Linked DNA regions of Homo sapiens: region 1 is linked to region 2. Evidence: read pairs that join two places in POLR2A ChIA-PET (ENCODE). Cell type or tissue: HepG2. All regions are shown on one strand. Each heading gives the region's core, and the rest is flanking DNA. Links, peaks and the distances in the headings are about the cores only.

Region 1 (8,932 bases), core at 216-8,215, 1.6 Mb after region 2:
AGGCGGGAGAATGGCGTGAACCCAGGAGGCGGAGCTTGCAGTGAGCCGAGATTGCACCACTGCACTCCAGCCTCTACGACAGAGCAAGACTCCGTCCCAAAAAAAAAAAATAAAAAAGAAGAAAGAAAGAAAGAAACTTTAAAAAAAATCATAATTACATAGATGCTTTCTCAAATTTTTTGCTTTTACTACTTTTTTTTTTTTTTTTGAGACTGAGTCTCACTCTGTCCCCCAGGCTGGAGTGCAGTGGCGCGATCTCAGCTCACTGCAAGCTCCGCCTCCCGGGTTCACGCCATTCTCCCGCCTCAGCCTCCCCAGTAGCTGGGACTACAGGCACACGTCACCACGCCCGGCTAATATTTTTGTATTTTTAGTAGAGATGGGGTTTCACCATGTTAGCCAGGATGGTCTCCATCTCCCGACCTTGTGATTCACCTGCCTCAGCCTCCCAAAGTGCTGGGATTACAGGCGTGAGCACCGCGCCTGGCCTTTAGTACATATTTTAAAAAATCATACTACTTGGCCGGGCGCGGTGACTCCCGCCTGTAATCTCAGCACTTTGGGAGGCCGAGGCGGGCGGACCACCTGAGGTCGGGAGTTCGAGACCTGCCTGACCAACATGGAGAAACCCTGTCTCCACTAAAAATACAAAATTAGCCAGGCATGGTGGCACACGCCTGTAATCTCAGCTACTCGGGAGGCTGAGGCAGGAGAATCTCTTGAACCCGGCAGGCAGAGGTTGCAGTGAGCAGAGATTGCGCCATTGCACTCCAGCCTGGACAACAAGAGCAAAACTTCGTCTAAAACAAACAAACAAACAAAATCGTACTACTTGACTATATTTAAACATTTCAAGGAAATGGGGTAAGGAATTTTACAATTTATCCCTAATATTCTCCTAATCACTAACAATATATTATTTTGATAATTGTATAGGTTTAACTTTTGAGACTGTATTCTGATTTTAGCATCCAACATTTATAGTTTATTAAAAAGAAAATGCTCTCAGAAGGTACCTCATTGCCCCAGGTTATGAATAAAATAAGATATAATCTTTACTTCAGACACTTAACATCCATATTCACTTAACAAGAAAGCATACATATGTACCCAAAAACAATTATCAAGATTTAGTACTAATTTTCACAATTCTAGATACTTTTTTCCATTCTAACAGAATAAGTCAGTGTTAACAAAAAGAAATTCTACATTACATTCATTTGATATCTTAGAATTTTTTAATTGGTTACCTATGAAATTATAATCCTGAATTATTTTCTGAAAAGGTTGTTTTATTAGCAAACACTTTGCCTTCAAATCCTACGCTTACCTTTAATGAATAAGTTTTTTGAAAGAAAATTATATAAAAGCTTTCAACATGTTAAATATTTATTTACTTCAATCAGTTCTCCCTCTTAGACTACAGATACCTAGCTTAGATTCTTTTACATGCAGGAGACAATGTGGAAAAAATTAAAAACTCCCGAAGCACATACTCAAAGAACCATGATTCTAAAAAAGCAGCTGTGCTATACACAGTCAATGATCCAGAAATTAATGACTAGCTGCAGGCACAATGACAGGTTAAAACACAACATCCTCCAATGATTACATCACTGATCTGCACTTGAGTAATAGGGTGCTAAATATTTGATATAAAAACTATGATTCATATAGTGTCAAGTCTAAAAAATTAACCACTGTTCTCTTAAAGTTTTTAAATCATTAAATTATCACAAACCAAACAATATAATTCTTGTTAGTATTAGTATCTGTAAGTATAAGATTTCAAAAAGAATAAAACCTGAAAGGTTTTCAACTTTTCTTAATGCCTACAATACCAAAGATGACGATACTAGACACACACACACATTTAAATGGAGGTATGAAAAAGGAAAATGTGAATGTAAGACCAACACTCCAAAATTTATATAACAAAATATTTTCTATAATGTTTTATCATTAATCAATGGCAGCCCTAAACCAAAATGTTCTGATGAAAAATTTCAACAATTTCAACATTTTAAACAAAATATTTCAGCAATTTTTGAATTTCAACAATTCAAAAATTTCAATAATCACTTTGAAATAAAATCAGATTTTTGGAAGGAAAAATTCATTTCACTTAAATATACCTTATCATGGATAGAAATTTTTTTTTAAAAAAAGAGATTGCTCAAAAGGGGATTATGATACAAACAACTATTTTACAGTTTTATATAGGAACCCTCCCAACCTTAAGTGAACAAAAAGAAATAATTTAAGATTTATTTATTTATTTAGAGACAGAGTCTCATTCTGTCACCCAGGCTGGAGTGTAGTGGCATGATCTTGGCTCACTGCAACCTCGGCCTCCCAGATTCAAGTGATTCTCGTGCCTCAGCCTCCCAAGTAGCTGGGATTACAGGTGCACGTCACCAGGCCCGGCTAACTTCTGTATTTTTAGTAGAGACGGGGTTTCACCATGTTGACCAGGTTGGTCTCAAACTCCTGGCCTCAAGTGTTCCACCCACCTTGGCCTTCCAAAGTGCTGGGATTACAGGTGTGAGCCACTGAACCCAGACTAAGATTTTTTTAATTCACAAAATTATACAAATGTATGTTGGGTACTTTATAAATTTGTAATTTTGCAAGATTTTCTGAAAGAGAAATAGAAAACCCAACAATGGGGGGCAGGGGTGTGATGGCTCACACCTGTAATCCTGGTGCTTTGGGAAGCCAAGGCAGGAGAATCCCTTGAGTCCAGGAGTTGGAGACCAGCCTGGCTAACACAGCGAGACCCCGTCTTTACAAAAAAAAAATTAAAAATTAGCTGGGTATGGTGGCAGGTGCTTGTAGTCCTAACTACTTGAATGGCTGAGGTAGGAGGATCACATGATCCCAAGAGTTCAGGGATGCAGGGAGCTATAATTGCCACTGCAGTCCAGCCTGGGCAACAAAGTGAGACCCTGATTCTATATTTCTATGTTTTTTATAAAACCAACAACATTATGAACTTATCAATCATGACATCCCTGATGATCAAAACCATGAAGAAGCTCCATCTAAAAGAAAGTTCCTCTCTTAACTTCCATCTTAGAGCTCTCATCTAAAAGAACATAACATTTGTAGGCACTGAAGAGTATAATTTTTGTAAGAGTGAAATAATTAATGTTGTATATAGCAAGTCTAGCTTCTTTTTAGTTCAGTCTTCTATAGCATGCTAAGAGGAAAAAAAGTCAGACTACAAGGATTTAATAATTCTATGAAATGTCTTATATTTTCCAAAAATGGCTTTTGAATAGATTGTTCATTGAGTCTAGCAGAACATACATATAACCAAAAGTGGTATCTCTGTTACTATGTTAGGTATTTTGACAGTTAATTTTAGATGTGAACTTGACTGAATTAAGGAATACCTAGAGAAGTGGTAAAGCAATTACTTCTGGGTGTGCCAGAGGAAACTGGCACATGTGCCAGTGAACCAGGTGGGGAAGATTCACTCTCACTGTGGGCAAGTACCATCCAATTGGCCGGAGGCCCAGACAGAACAAAAAATGAGAGAAAGGGATTTCCTCTCTCTCCTGGAGCTGGGACACTCTTCTCCTTCTGCCCTTGGACATCAGAACTCCAGGCTCTTTGGCTATGGGACTCTGCACCTTATACCAGCAGTCCCTCAGATCTTCTCAAGGCTTTGGCCTGGGACTAAGAATTATATCCTCAGCTTCCCTGGTTCTAAGGCTTTCTGACTTGGATAGAGCCTAGCTATTGGCATCTCAGGTCTCCAGCTTACAGAGAACCTGTCATGGTCATTCTCAGTCCTCATAGTATGATGAGCAAATTTCTCTAATACTGGGGTCTGCAACCCCCAGGTCACAAACCTGTACCAGTCCATGGCCTGTTGGTAACCGGACCGGACAGCAGGTTAGCGGTGGGCAAGCAAGCATTACCACCTGAGCTCCACCTCCTATCAGATCAGCAGTGGCATTAGATTCTCATAGGAGCGCAAATGCCTGTGAACTGCACAAGCGAGGGATCTACCAATAGGTTGTGCATTCCTTATGAGATGCTAATGCCTGATGATCTAAAGAGGAAGAGTTTCATCCCGAAACCATCCCCCAGCACTTCCATCCATGGAAAAATTGTCTCTCACGAAACCGGTCCCTGGTGCTAAAAAGGCTGGGGACCACTGCTCTCAGAAATCCCCTCTTGTATCAATCTGTCTATCTATCATCTATCTATATCTTATTGGTTCTCTCTAGAGAATCCTAATAGGGATTAAAATATTAAAATCTATTAAGAGGAAAATGACAAAGCTGAGACTTTCACAGTAACACCAACCATACTAAACACATTAGACAAAGTAATGCCAATGCAAACAAACACACAAATCCTAACCCTAATCAGCTAGAATTCAAATAAAAGGATCTGATCAACTACTAAATACAAAGACCCATTTCCCTGTTATCACAGCACTGATACTGAAAGATAGTAAAATAATAACAGTAAATTAATTTTATCTGTCTATAAATATAATTGGCTATCACTTATTAAGCTTCTACCATGTCCTAATCCTCACAACAGCCTCTACAAAGTAGGAACCATTATCCTCCTTTTATAGGTAAAGAAACAGAATCAGAAAGTTAACTGATGAGCTACAATTTAGTTAAGGGGATATCAAAAGACATAATAGGCATGAAACAGAAGTATAAAATGAAGTCTGAGAAAGAAGTCATGAATTCTGACTTTGGAAAATTAAGTATCATTATTGTTATATCCATGTACAGCAGTTATGATTAACAAAATTATAGAATTCTTCACATAATGAAGCAAACATTTTAAAATTTAAAACATACGGATGCCCTAGGTAAGGCCAGTAGTTTTTTTAAAAAAAAATTATTTATTTCACCGGGCACGGAGGCTCATGCCTGTAATCCCAGCACTTTGGAAGGCAGAGGCAGGTGGATCACTTGAGCTCAGGAGTTCGAGACTGGCCTGGCTAACATGGCGAAACCCCGTCTCTACTAAAAATATAAAAATTAGCCAGGGTGATGGTATATGCCTGTAATCCCAGCTACTTGGGAAACTGAGGCAGGAGAATCATTTGAACCTGGGAGGTGGAGCTTACAGTGAGCCAAGATCGCGCCACTGCTCTCCAGCCTGGGCAACAAAGCGAGACTCCATCTCAAAAAAAAAAAAAAAAATTTAACATTAATAGTATGTATTTATCTTATACAACATGTTTTGAAATATGTATACATTGTGGAATGGCTAAGCAAGCTAATTAACATGTGGATCACTTCACAGGCTTATTTTTTTGTGTGTGGTGAGAACACTCAAAATCTACTCTCTTAGCAATTTTCAAGTATGCAATACATTGTTATTGGCTAAAACCATCATGTTGTACAATGGAGCTCTTGAACTTATTCCTTCTAACTGAAATTTTGTATCATTTAACCGACATTTACCTAATCCCTCACCCCCCGCCCACCCCAACCAAGCTGCCCCCACCCCTGATAACCAACACTCTACTCTCTAATAAGAGTTTGACTTTTTAAGTGAGATCATATGGTATTTGTCTTCCTGTGCCTGGCTTATTTCACTTGGCATAATGTCCCCTGGATTCAACCATGTTGTAAGAAATGTCAGGATTTCCTTCTTTTTAAAAGTTGAATAGTATTCCATTATGTATATATATCACATTTTCTTTATACATTCATCTGCTCATAGAGACTTAAATTTATCCCATATCTTGGCTATTGTGAATAGTGCTGCAATAAACATGGGAATACAGATACATCTCTGACATACTAGTTTAATTCTTTGGTTATATACCCAGGAGTGGGATTGCTGGATCATATGGTAGTTCTATTTTTAATTTTTTGAGGAACTTCTATGCTATTTTCCATGATGGCTATACTAATTTACTTTCCCACCAATGGCGGGCAAGGATTCCCTTTTCTCCATATCCTTGCCAGTGCTTGTAACCTTTTATCTTCTTGATAATAGCCATTCTAGCAGGTGTGAGGTAAAATCTCTTTGTAGTTTGAATTTGCATTTCCCTGATGATTACTGATGTTGAACAGTTCTTTACATACCTGTGGGCCATTTGTACGTCTGCTTTTGAGAAATTTCTATTCAGGTCCTTTGCCTATTATTTTCATTTATTTTTTTTTAGATTGGAGTCTTGCTCTGTCGCCCAGGCTGGAGTGCAGTGGCATGATCTTGGCTCACTGCAGCCTCCGCCTCCAGGGTTCAAGCATTTCTCCTGCCTCAGCCTCCCAAGTAGCTGGGATTACAGGCATGTACCACCACACCCAGCTAATTTTTGTATTTTTAGTAGAGATGGGGTTTCACCATGTTGGCCAGGCTGGTCTCGAACTTCTGACCTCAAGTGAACCACCTGTCTCGGCCTCCCAAAGTGCTGGGATTACAGGCGTGAGCCACCGTGCCCAGCCTTTTGCCCATTTTAAAAATTGGGTTGTTTTCTTGCTATCGAGTTGTTTAAGTTCCTTATAAATTCTGGATATGAACCCCGTATTAAATACAGAGTTTGCAAATATTTTTTCCAATTATGAAGGTTGTCTTTTCACTCTCTGGATTGTTTCTTTTGCTGTGTGGAAGCTATTTAGTTTGATGTAATCCCAGGTGTCTAGTTTTGCTTTTCTGCCTGTGCTTCTGGGGTCATTAAAAAAAAAAAAAAAAATCAATGCCCGGGCCAGTGTCATAAAGCCTCTTCCCCTATGTTTTCTTCTAGTGGTTTGACAATTTCAAGTCTTAAGTCTTTGATCCACTTTGATCCAGTTAGTTTTTGTATATCGAGTGAGATGAGGGTCTACTTCCATTCTTCTGCATGTAGATATCCAGTTTTCCCAACACCATTTACGAAGAGACTGTCCTTTCCCCAGTATGTGCTCCTGGCACCCTAGTCAAAGATCAAATGACCATAAATAGGTGGATTTATTTCTGGGGTATCTATTCTGTTCCACTGATCTATGTGTCTATTTTTGTGCCAGTATCATGATATTTTGATTACTATAGCTTTGTAGTATATTTTGAAATCAGGTGGTATGTCTCCAGTTTTGTTCTTCTTGATCAAGATTGCTTTAGCTTCAATAGTTCTGTTATTCATAGAATCAACTGTGATAACTATAGAAGTCCCTCAGCAGCTAAGGTAAAAACAAAAAAACAAAAAAAAACAAAAAAAAACTCCAGGAATCTGAAAATTTAAGAAATTAACACTCAAATACATAATTACATTAAGAAAATATCATGGGAATACTAAGTCTTAGGGAAGGCCATTTAAAAAATGAGTTAAAGCCTATGATAGGATTAAACACTTTTTTTTGTTTACTACTTTATTTCTTAATGAATTATCTTCTAGTCAGTAGAAGAGCCACCTGGGTTTGAAAACATTTTGTGGTTGATTTTGATTATAACATTTGTCATAAGCGAGTCTGACTACATTAAAAACCTTATAAACCTGCAGGACATTCTACAAAATTTAATTAATTCACCAGTTGAATCTAAACCTCCTCTACTCAATATTAACTAGAACTTACACAAAATCTGATATAACCGATGTTCAAAACAGTAACTACAAGGTACAAAATAATCTGAATCTTAAGCACTTCTTGTTACAAAAACATTAATACAGATGATAGATTTTAGTGCTAAACTTGATAAATGATCTGTGTGTGTACATTTTCAAAGTTAATTACTAGAATTACTGAAATTTCTATCCTTTAACTTTTCCTTACTTTTCAAGTATATGTTTTTATATTACAAAAAGGCAAAACAGAGAGTACCTTCAAAATGTCTTACTGACAGTTGTATTTACCAGGAGTTAGTGGTAACATTTAACTGGACATATTAATTCCTTTTTTAAAAAACATAACTAGAGATTTGGGCTGGATAGAGGTATGAATTCTAATCCCAATTTTAACACCTTTTGAATGACTGAACAGATAACACACTTCCACATATTACAGATTCCTTATCTTTAATGGCAAGGATAACAACTATCAATGAGTAAACTATGGTAGGAATGGTAGGAAGAGGAAATATTTCTATTGCTCAAAAAACAGAAACAAAAAAATCCCCTTGAGTTGGTGCTGTTTACTATTCAACATTAAAGGGGAAGCTGAGAGCAGTGGCTCATGCCTGTAATCCCAACACTTTGGGAGGCTAAGGCGGTAAGACTGCTTGAGCCCAGGAATTCAGGGCTGCAGGAAGCTACAATAGTGCTACTGAACAAAAGCCTGGGCAACAGAGCAAGATCCTGTCTCTAAAACGAACAAACAAACAAGAAATAAACCATTAGAGGGTAAGATATTACCAGATTTTTTAAAAACTGAGTCATACTATATCCATAATCTCTTTCAAAATTGGTTAATCATGTTTAACAGAAGGGAAATTGATACCTGTATTATGCAAGAAGAAGTTAATATCACTGACTCTAATGATAACTTTAGATCACTAATGATCATAACTCCTATTTGATCCAAACCAGCAATGTGGTATCCTCTTGTTTTATTTTTAATAATCTGACATAATTTCTGGTATCTCATGAAACCAAAAAAGGTAACACACGTCATAAACACTCTGAATAATTTTCTGACTATACCCATGTAATACTTTGCTAGGAACTAGAAATCAAAAAAAATTCCAGAAAAGAGCAATTACACCTAATAGGTAGGTAGTAGGTACTCACTGAAAGAAAAATACAGGATGTTCATGACCCAAGAGGTTTTACATTTCATTGTACTGTTTTTTTTAAACCAACTGGTAACTCAGGTCATTATACTCTGATCATTCTTTATGTGATCCACTTCCTTCAATATCTAAACGTTCTTTAGAGCAGTGCTATCTTGAGTTTTCTGAATGGAACAGTGCCTTTCAAAATCTTTTTATGAATTTCCTTCATGCACGTAAGTGCAAAAATCTTTAATAT
Region 2 (8,932 bases), core at 537-8,536:
CCAGCAAATTATCCTAATACATTGGACTCTTTGTTCATTCATTGACTCTTTGTTAATATTCATATTGAAGGCATAAGACAGAACCCCAGACAGAGAATGACAGCGGTGGGAGGAAAAAGAAGATCAGGACCTTATCAGATGATAAGGTGGAATCTGGGCAAAGAAATGAAGGACATAAGGGAGTGTGAGTGTGAGCCATGCGGGAATCTGGAGAAAATGCATACAGGCAAAGGAAACAGCAAATGGAAAAAAAAAAAAAAGCTGGGATGGGGGGCAGTGAGAGTATACTTGGTATGTTTGCAGAATAGCAAGGAAAATTATGTGCCTGGAGTACACTGAGAGAAATAAATAATGGTAGGATGTGAGGTCAGAGAGGTATTTCAGGGCCAAATCATGTGCTATCTTGTAGAACTCTGTGAGGATTTTGTATTTTATTATGGTAAGATGAAAAGCTATATGAGGATTTGAGTTGAAGAGTAACAAGAACTGTCATAAGTATTGAAAAAGATCACTCTGGTTGCTGTATTTAAAATAGATTGTAGGGTTTGGAGCAAAAGCAGGGAGACTAGTTAATGGGCAGTTGTAATAATGTAAGTGGGAGAGGATGGTGATTGGAGTAGGGTGGTGGTAGAGGCAGTGGAGACAGTGGTTAGATGATGGGTCTATATTGAAGGAAATGCCGCGCATTCCTTCCCTGCTTCCCATTGGCAATTTCATCTTTACTCCATTCTTGGACAACCTCAGGATATTACAGCATAGGCTGCAAGAGAAGCCAGTCAAGAAAGCAACCTGAAAGAATTTGGAAGCTCCATCAAAGGCCCATACATAGATGCAGGCCATAGTCTTACCTCTCCAGGTTTATTTGAATAGTGCACCAAGCTTAAAAAGTGTTTTGCAGCACCTCTACTCGTGGAAAGAGAAACCCTTATATACTGGATTAAAGTCTGTGATTACCAAAGGATAGCCTAGCTGCCCACCACCACACAAAGGACAAACGCTTCCCTTCAAAGCTCCAAATTCACCAAATGGTGTTCTAAGTTATCTTGCCTTTGTCCAAGATAACTATTGTAGAAGGAATTAAATCATTCTCTTTGTTATATTCTAAATGATCACATACACTGGGGCCTAATTTTGGACTTTCTAGTCTGTGTTTTTCATTAGCTCTGACTATTCCTGCACGAGTATCTGTTTTTTGTTGTTGTTATTGTTGTTTTAAGACGGAGTCTTGCTCTGTCTCCCAGGCTGGAGTACAGTGCAGTGGCGCGATCTCAGCTCACTGCAAGCTCCACCTCCCGGGTTCACGCCATACTCCTGCCTCAGCCTTCGGAGTCGCTGGAACTATAGGCGCCTGCCACCACGCCCGGCTAATTTTTTTGTATTTTTAGTAGAGACGGGGTTTCACCGTGTTAGCCAGGATGGTCTTGATCTCCAGACCTCGTGATCCACCCACCTCAGCTTCCCAGAGTGCTGGGAGGCGTGAGCCTACAGGCGTGAGCCACCTCGCCTGACTGTATCTGTTTTAATTACTGTGATTTATATTTTAAATTCCCACCTCATGTTCTTTTTTGGCAGTTTCCTGGATATTCTTCCATATTTATTTTTCCAAATAAAATTTAGGATTATTTTGTATTTAGTTTTAAAAAATGCAGTTGGGATTTTGGTTGAGGTTGCATTGTAAAGATTAATTTAGGGAGAACTTCCATATTACAGTTTTGAGTCATCCTCAAGAACAAGGGATAGCTCTCCATTTACTTGAGACTACTTTTCCTTGGAAGAAAAATATGCCTATTTGGGATACAAATCTTACCTCTCACTTCAACTTATTTTCTCTTCATCAATGCACTTATTTAGCAGAAAATCTTATTCTAATTCAACAGCTAATTAGAAAAATACAATTTAATTTAAAAACCCCAAATTCTATAAGTTGTATAACTATTTCTGAATCACAAGGATGCTAGGCCTTCCTGGTACTTACAAGTCTTGTATGTTTTCTCCAGTCACAAATGGACTCAAGGGTTCCAGATGAAGTTACTGAATTCATCAAGAGGTGAATGTCCTGTTGGCCAGCTTGTAACTACTCTCCTGCTCTTCGAAGCTCTTTCAGGGCTGGCCCATTTAAGAGGCTAAAGGTCATCTCTAGTTCCCCCACAAAACCAGAAGCCACCAGGAACTTCTATAGCTTTTACACCTCAAACTGCATAGGATTAATCTTTCCACTTTGGATTGCTACTGGAAAATTTCACCTAACCAGCATGGAGCTGAAGTCACTACAAATGCATTGCCTCTAACTTCAGTTAGATCTTCAGCAACAAATGTTTTATATTTTCCTCAATTTCCTCTCCTAGGAGAGTGGGACTAGAGACTCGAGATTCATGACATTACTATTCTAAACTTTCACCACTCTTTTCAAGGTCTCTCTCTCAGTAGATGATCTTGACCCCATTTTCACAGAGAACAGTGGTGCCATCAAATGTATGTTTCTTATTTCCCTCCTCTCAAAGACGTATTTTTCTTTCCCTTCTGACTCCTGTCTTAGTAGGTGTTCTTCCTTTTGTCCAAAACAAATCCCTTTTCCTATGTATTGATCCTATCCTTATCTGTCTCTTTCAGAATACTGCTGTCAAATTTTCCTCTTTCATTTATTGCCAAATTTCCTTGTCAACGGTCTCCTTTATTTCTGTATATAAATATTAAGTCTTTCCTATCTTAAAAAGTCTCTCCTATATTCTTCTATGAATAGCTGTTTTTAGATACCTTTATGGTACACCTTTTAGATAATCATTAGCAACACATCACTACCTGCTTTCAGTCCTGGATTCACTGCCATCTGGACTGAGAACACCTCAAGCCACTACAAGGTCAAAAATAACCTTCTAATGGCCAAAGACAGCGGACATGTTTTGATTCTCAACTTGACCTTGACATGGCATTTGACAATGCTGACGACTCTCTTCTTCACGTTTTCTTCTTTGGTTCAACTTTTCTCCTTGGCTTCTCTCTACTTGTTATTTCAAACTTACTTTGTGCTTTTCTTCTTTTCTTTTTTCTTTCTTATTTATTTATTTATTTTTTTTTTGAGACAGAATCTCACTTTGCTGCCCAGGCTTGACTGCAGTGGCACAATCTGGGCTCACTCCAACCTCTGCCTCCCAGGTTCAAGTAATTCTTCTGCCTCAGCCTCCCAAGTAGCTGGCACTACAGGCGCGTGCCATCACACCCGGCTAATTTTTGTATTTTTAGTAGAGACAGGGTTTCACCATATTGGCCAGGCTAATCTCGAACTCCTGACCTTGTGATCCACCCGCCTCGGCTTCCCAAAGTGCTGGGATTACAGGCATGAGCCACCGTGCCTGGCCTACTTTGTGCTTTTCAAACCAATTGTTTTCTTCATGGTGAAAAATCCTTATCTTCTTTTCTGTGCAAAAAAAAAAAAAAAAAAAAATCCAACTGCCCACATGAAAAAGCTCCATCTGAATGTGCCACAGGCATCTCAAATTCAGTGTGTTCAAAATTGAACTCATTATATTTTCCAACCAGCCTCCTTCTCCTAATGTATGCCTTCTCTTGAAAAGTAACACCACCATTCTTCTATTGGTTGAGCTATTATCCTCAACCAATCTTTGACTCTATCCCCCTATTTTCATTCACTCATTAAATCCTTCTGCATATACCTCTTAAAGGTCTTACCACATTTTTTTTCCTCCTCCTCATTCCAATTGCCTCTGCCTTGGTTCAGGCCCTCATCACCTCCCCTTAACTTGATGTCCTCCCTGTAGTCTGTCTTCCCTCAAGTTCATCCTCTACACTACTGTGACAGCCTCCTGAAAGGTAAATCTGCTCATGCTTTACCCCTTTGGAAGGTATTAATGGTTTCCATGCTCTGACTCCTGCCTACCTCACATGCTCATCAGCCACAACCTCCACAGAGGACCCTAGGTTCAGGCCACAACTATAGTTCTCTGGAACTGAATGGATGTTTCTGTACTTTGGCATGGGCTGTTTCCTCTCCCTAAAATGTCCTTTTCCCTTGGCTGTATGGCATACTCCATACTTCCCTAAAGATTTAAATCAAAGATCTTCTCTTTGAAGACTTTCATTCTCTCTGGTAGTATTATAAGCATTCTCTTTCTTGTGATTCTGGTTAGGGCTTGCACATACTCTTTGTATAGCACTTGTCACACTGTAAAACAATGTTTACGGGCCTTTCTTCCCTACTAGGTTACATGTTCATTGAAGGCAGAAACTGTGAACCTATCACAGGTTCACTGTCTGGCACATGCTAGTTGTTAAAAAAATTGTTTAATGGGTTAATTGTCATGCCACAGGCATATGGTATAATTTAAAGACATAATCGTTCTCCATGACCAGAGTATAATGATAGAGTAAAAAGGACCATGGTTTCTGTCTGCCGTGAGAGTTGGTTAGGATGTCATTCTGAGAAAACTTTTTTTTTCTCTGCCCAGTAGAAGTCCTGTATGGGTCAAATTATTTCCTCCTTTGGGTATAAAAGGATCAGAATCCATCAGTTACCACTGATGGTCCAAATAAACCCCCTACACTCTCTAGATGAGCAGTGTCAGGTTTGGTTAGGGAGCACTTGGTTTTTCCAGCCCAGAATCTTAATTGGTGCAGTAAAATCTGCATAGTTGGCTGTAGGCCACCCTCCCTTTCCTTCTCTTGAACTTTGTTCTGGTACCCTGACTGCCTCAGTAAAGCCACCTCACTGTCTTTCATCATTATCATCACCATTGCACCATTACGGAGTTCCCTTGACCTCAACTTTGCTTCACTGGCGTCTTCCCCTTGGTATGGCTTGGAAGGAAAAAGAGGGGATCAAAGACTCCCGGTGATGTACGCCCGAAGGCCACCAGGTGACGGATTCTGACCTTATCACAGAGAGAGGGTGGATTCCGGGGCAATCCGATTCAAGTCCGAGTCCACTCCGATTTCCCAATCCCTGTCTTGCAGCAGAAGGTAGGAAACCCTCTCCCGCCCCAGGCCTGGTGTGTACAGACTGCCTGTGGCGGTTGCCTAGGTAACCTGATCTCCGCCTCCGGCGACCTCCGGGTGGGGAGGAGGAGAAAAGGGGCGGGGAGGGGGATAAAAGGGTGGGGGGGAAGCGGAGGCCGACCCGGGTTTGCATCACGTGGTGGCGACCTCCAACCAATCAGCGGAAGCAGGGGTCCAACCGGAAGACCCCACCTGGGGCTCCTGGGAAACGGCGGGAGCTTCTCGCTGGCAGGTTTTTCTGTACCTGCGCTTATCTTTTCACTTACCTTCGCCAGTTCGCGGAACGTGACTGAAAGCAACGCGTTATGGGCAAGGTGGTGGGGACTTATTCGTTACCTCCTCCAGTCTCGCTCTCTCCCATTCATTATCTTTAGCTCTCGGGTCCTGGAAGCGCGGAGCCTCTCTGGCCTTGAGCCCCGAGGGCATGGCCCTGTGATGTCACAAGGTGGCGTGACAGCCGGGACGAACCCCGACCCCCAGCGCGGCATCCTTCCCGCGGCCAGCGACCACCGCCTCCCGGGAAGGTGGCTGACCACAGCCGCAAGCCGCTGCGCGCCCGGCAAGCCGAATGGAAGGACGGCGCGGGCAAACGAACGCCCAGTGAGGTCCAGAGAAGAGAGGGACCTTCCGAGGGTCTTCTAGTCGATCTCGGACAGGCTTTTGAGTGCCTTTTAAGCATTCCAAAATTTTCAGGAGACAACAGTAATTTACAAAATAGAGTAGAATTAAAAGGGGGGAAAGGGGAGACTTTTCAGAGTGGGCAGAGAGGCTGAGAAATGAACTTAGTAAAAGGCAAACCAAAGCAACCGCAGGTCTCGTGTCGTTCTCTGGATCTGCGCAGTCCAGCAGGGTGAGCCGCTACCCACAGACTCGCAGGGCCCATGATCGCTTGAAATGTGGCTTGTCCAAATTGACATGTGCTGTAAGGTACGCATTGTATTTTGAAGGCTTAGTATGAAAAAAATAAACTCTTTCGTTATTAATCTTCATATTGATTAAATGTTGAAATAATATTTTTGATACATTGGGTTAAATAAAAAATATTGTTAAAATTATTGTTTCTATTTTGAAAATGCGGCTGTTAGATAAATTTTAAATTGCATGTATGACTTGAATTATGTTTCTTTTGGACTGTGCTCTCTTTTATGTGGTTCAGTCGGTTTGTGTAGAATAGTTGTGATGTTAATGCAAAATATTGTCTGTAGTGCTTCTTTCTGTCACCAGATGGCCACCTCATTAAATAGACTATAGTTTTGAACTGCTTTCCCAAGAAAAAGTTCAGATTTTAGGAATATTCTCATTTAACAATTGTCAACAATTTCAGCATATTTGCCTTTATTCAATTAACTTTATCTGTAATATAGACCGTTTGTAAAGATACATAAACAAAAATTAACTGGTTTTCCCTCTACATTCTTATTTCACAGAAAATTGTTTCTATCTGTCATTAATAGATAATTCGAAATAAGCTAATTAAAGTTATTTGTGGCTTAGGGGTTTCAAACTAATGCCAGAAAAGTCAGATTCATAGTTTTTACTTTTACTATTATCTTCTCTGAAATGTAGTTGAACAAGGTGACCTGTCTTTGGGGAAGTTTTCTTCATAGAGTATAAAGATGAATTAGAACATAATAGTTGAGATTTCTACACTTCTAGACATAGAAATTTGAACAGAAACCAGTTCAGCGAATTATCTACACTAAGTTTCTTAATTTGAGGGGTCCAGCTCTGGGATGAAAGTATAAACATTATCAAAGTATATTTTTAGGAATCTATTGGGATTTTCCTGACCAGTGAAAGACTAGGAGAGAGCTAACAGTTTTCTTTACATGATATAAACAAATAATTTTAAGATTGTTATTATTCTAGGTAAAGCTCAAGGATCTGGCCAGTCAGCAACTGAGTCTGAGTTCTTGCATAGCTGTAGACTTAAGAACTATTGGTGACTTGCCAAAATAAAGCCTTTGTCCACAGGGTAAGTCTTAAGAGAATCACCTTCTGTTCACATATTCGAAATGTTGTTTGAAGCAAAAGATGCTTACAGTTAAAAGCCATAGAAGCAATGCAAAAAGAGTGATCATTTTTGTTAATCTCCTTTTCTCACTTTAAAGTAGCTTTATTATAAGGTTTTATGTCTGAACAAAAAACGCTGGAAATTGAAACTACTGAAGAGTCAAGCAAATTAAGTAATCATCTAATTGAAATAAGACTTCACTTTATTCACCTCTGATCATACTAGACAAAGGCCAAGCCATATTAATTTAAATCTATTTATTTATGGGTAAAGGCATCTTGAATCTGAAAACAACTGGAAAGAGATATTACCACTAATTATAGCAAATTTGCTATATCATATCCTGAATTAAAGAATCACTTATTTTAACAAAATAGAGGTGACTTTGCAGACCCAAATAAGAAAATCTTGAATTACATAGTTATTTGTTAATTAGAACCTTTTAAATAGATTGTTAAATTTATTTTTCAAAGCAGCCCTATCCTTATTGGTAGAGAACTGTGGAGACATCTAATTTCAATTCTCCCTTTTAATAGTGCCTTTACTTCCAGAGAACCAAGTCTGGAGGTTTTAAATGCTAATTCGATTTTTATATTTGTGTAGACATTTGATCCTTATGTAAATGAGTCCTTTCCAGCTAATGATTTTATCTGTAAAAATTTACTGTTTCACATTTAAATTTGATATATCATAAAAATCACAAATGCATCACTACTTAGGGTTTACTTTGTCACTGGAAGATATAATTATGTGGTGCTTATAAAGTCATCAACAGAGGCCCTCTTGTTATTGATGCCTAGCAACACATGTGTATTAAGATCCATTTAAAAGTTAGGGATTATTCTGAAGTAAAGTTTTAATTAGACCAACAGAACGCTATTTCTAATGGGTCTACCTAAAAATGCTAAATAGCCTTTGTTCATGATTTGTTGATATATAATTAATGGATAAGCTTTTCTTAAAAGGCAGCCAGAATGGAATTTTAAGAAGACATTGCCTCTGTTTCAGATATATTTGTACTTAGCTCTAAGGCAACAAATTGAGGATAGTGAATTTAAGTGGGGGTAGTAGTCTTAATTCCTTGGAGAGCTCACCAGTTCTTTGTGTCGGAGAAGTCTTTCCTCTCTTCCTCTTTTATTTTCTGTCCTTTAGACCTTAGGCTTATAACGTTGATTATATTTCTCAGGTTGAAGCACATCATCATCATTGGTCTATACAAAAGCCTTCTCTTATTTTTTCTCCAGTTTTTTTTATCCAGCCCCCACCCTTATCCCAACCATATTTAATGTTTCTTATACACTTTTAGTTATGTATTTATCTTTGAAAAACAGGCAGTGTTATTTGTGTGTCTATTTTTAATTTTCATAAGTGGTATCACGCTATAAATTTTATTCTGATCCTTTTTTATTCCATGCTATTTTAAGATCTATCCACATTTTTATATGTTCATCTAGTTCATAGATTCCTATTGTCAGCTATGAGAGCTAGCTGGGGTGCCAGTAGGAATATAGCACATTTTCCATTGTGTACTCTAGGTCCCTGTCTCTGTTGCTGGAGGTGAAGGGTAGAGCTAAATGGAGGGAATAAATGGAAGCAGAATGCCACAGGACTGATTACCTCTAGATGGCTCTAGAAAGTGATCTTCAGGGTGTTTTTGTTTTTGTTTTGTTGTTGTTGTTTGTTTTTTTAGCAGTGCAAGGATTGTGTGTATGTTGACAGGTTGTCAAATCATTAGTTAGGGTCTCCTGAGAAGTAGATAGGATTTGACTGGCAAAAGATATAATGGGCAGAGGAGCAGGAGAAGGTAGGAAGAGTCGTCAGACCACAGTGCAGACCTGATACCTGAGGAAGGAGAGGAGGAAGGAAGGATTGGATAGAGAGAACCTCAGACTATGGTACAGTTCAAAG

Evidence for each region. Peaks named below come from ENCODE experiments on the same cell type or tissue, not always from the same donor. Only the 100,000 strongest peaks of a DNase experiment are listed, where the experiment ranks them.
Region 1: POLR2A ChIA-PET joins it to region 2 with 5 read pairs; 2 of 35 experiments call an interaction of 5 or more read pairs at or near these places.

What each region holds. Positions count from the first base shown.
Region 1 is chr14:58,308,469-58,317,400 of GRCh38, reverse strand. The region is part of intron 5 of ARID4A (AT-rich interaction domain 4A); the gene reads right to left. Among named protein-coding and RNA genes, the nearest start is that of ARID4A, 14 kb to the right of the region's middle. In HepG2, for the core only: no CTCF peak of the experiment used is centred there; no DNase peak of the experiment used is centred there.
Region 2 is chr14:59,916,228-59,925,159 of GRCh38, reverse strand. LRRC9 (leucine rich repeat containing 9) reads right to left here and starts at 5,016. Exons shown (of 33, transcript NM_001395648.1): 1 at 4,887-5,016. RefSeq lists an enhancer at 4,657-5,856. In HepG2, for the core only: a CTCF peak has its summit at 6,233; DNase peaks (open chromatin) are centred at 4,989 and 6,229; H3K4me3 peaks cover 1,681 bases.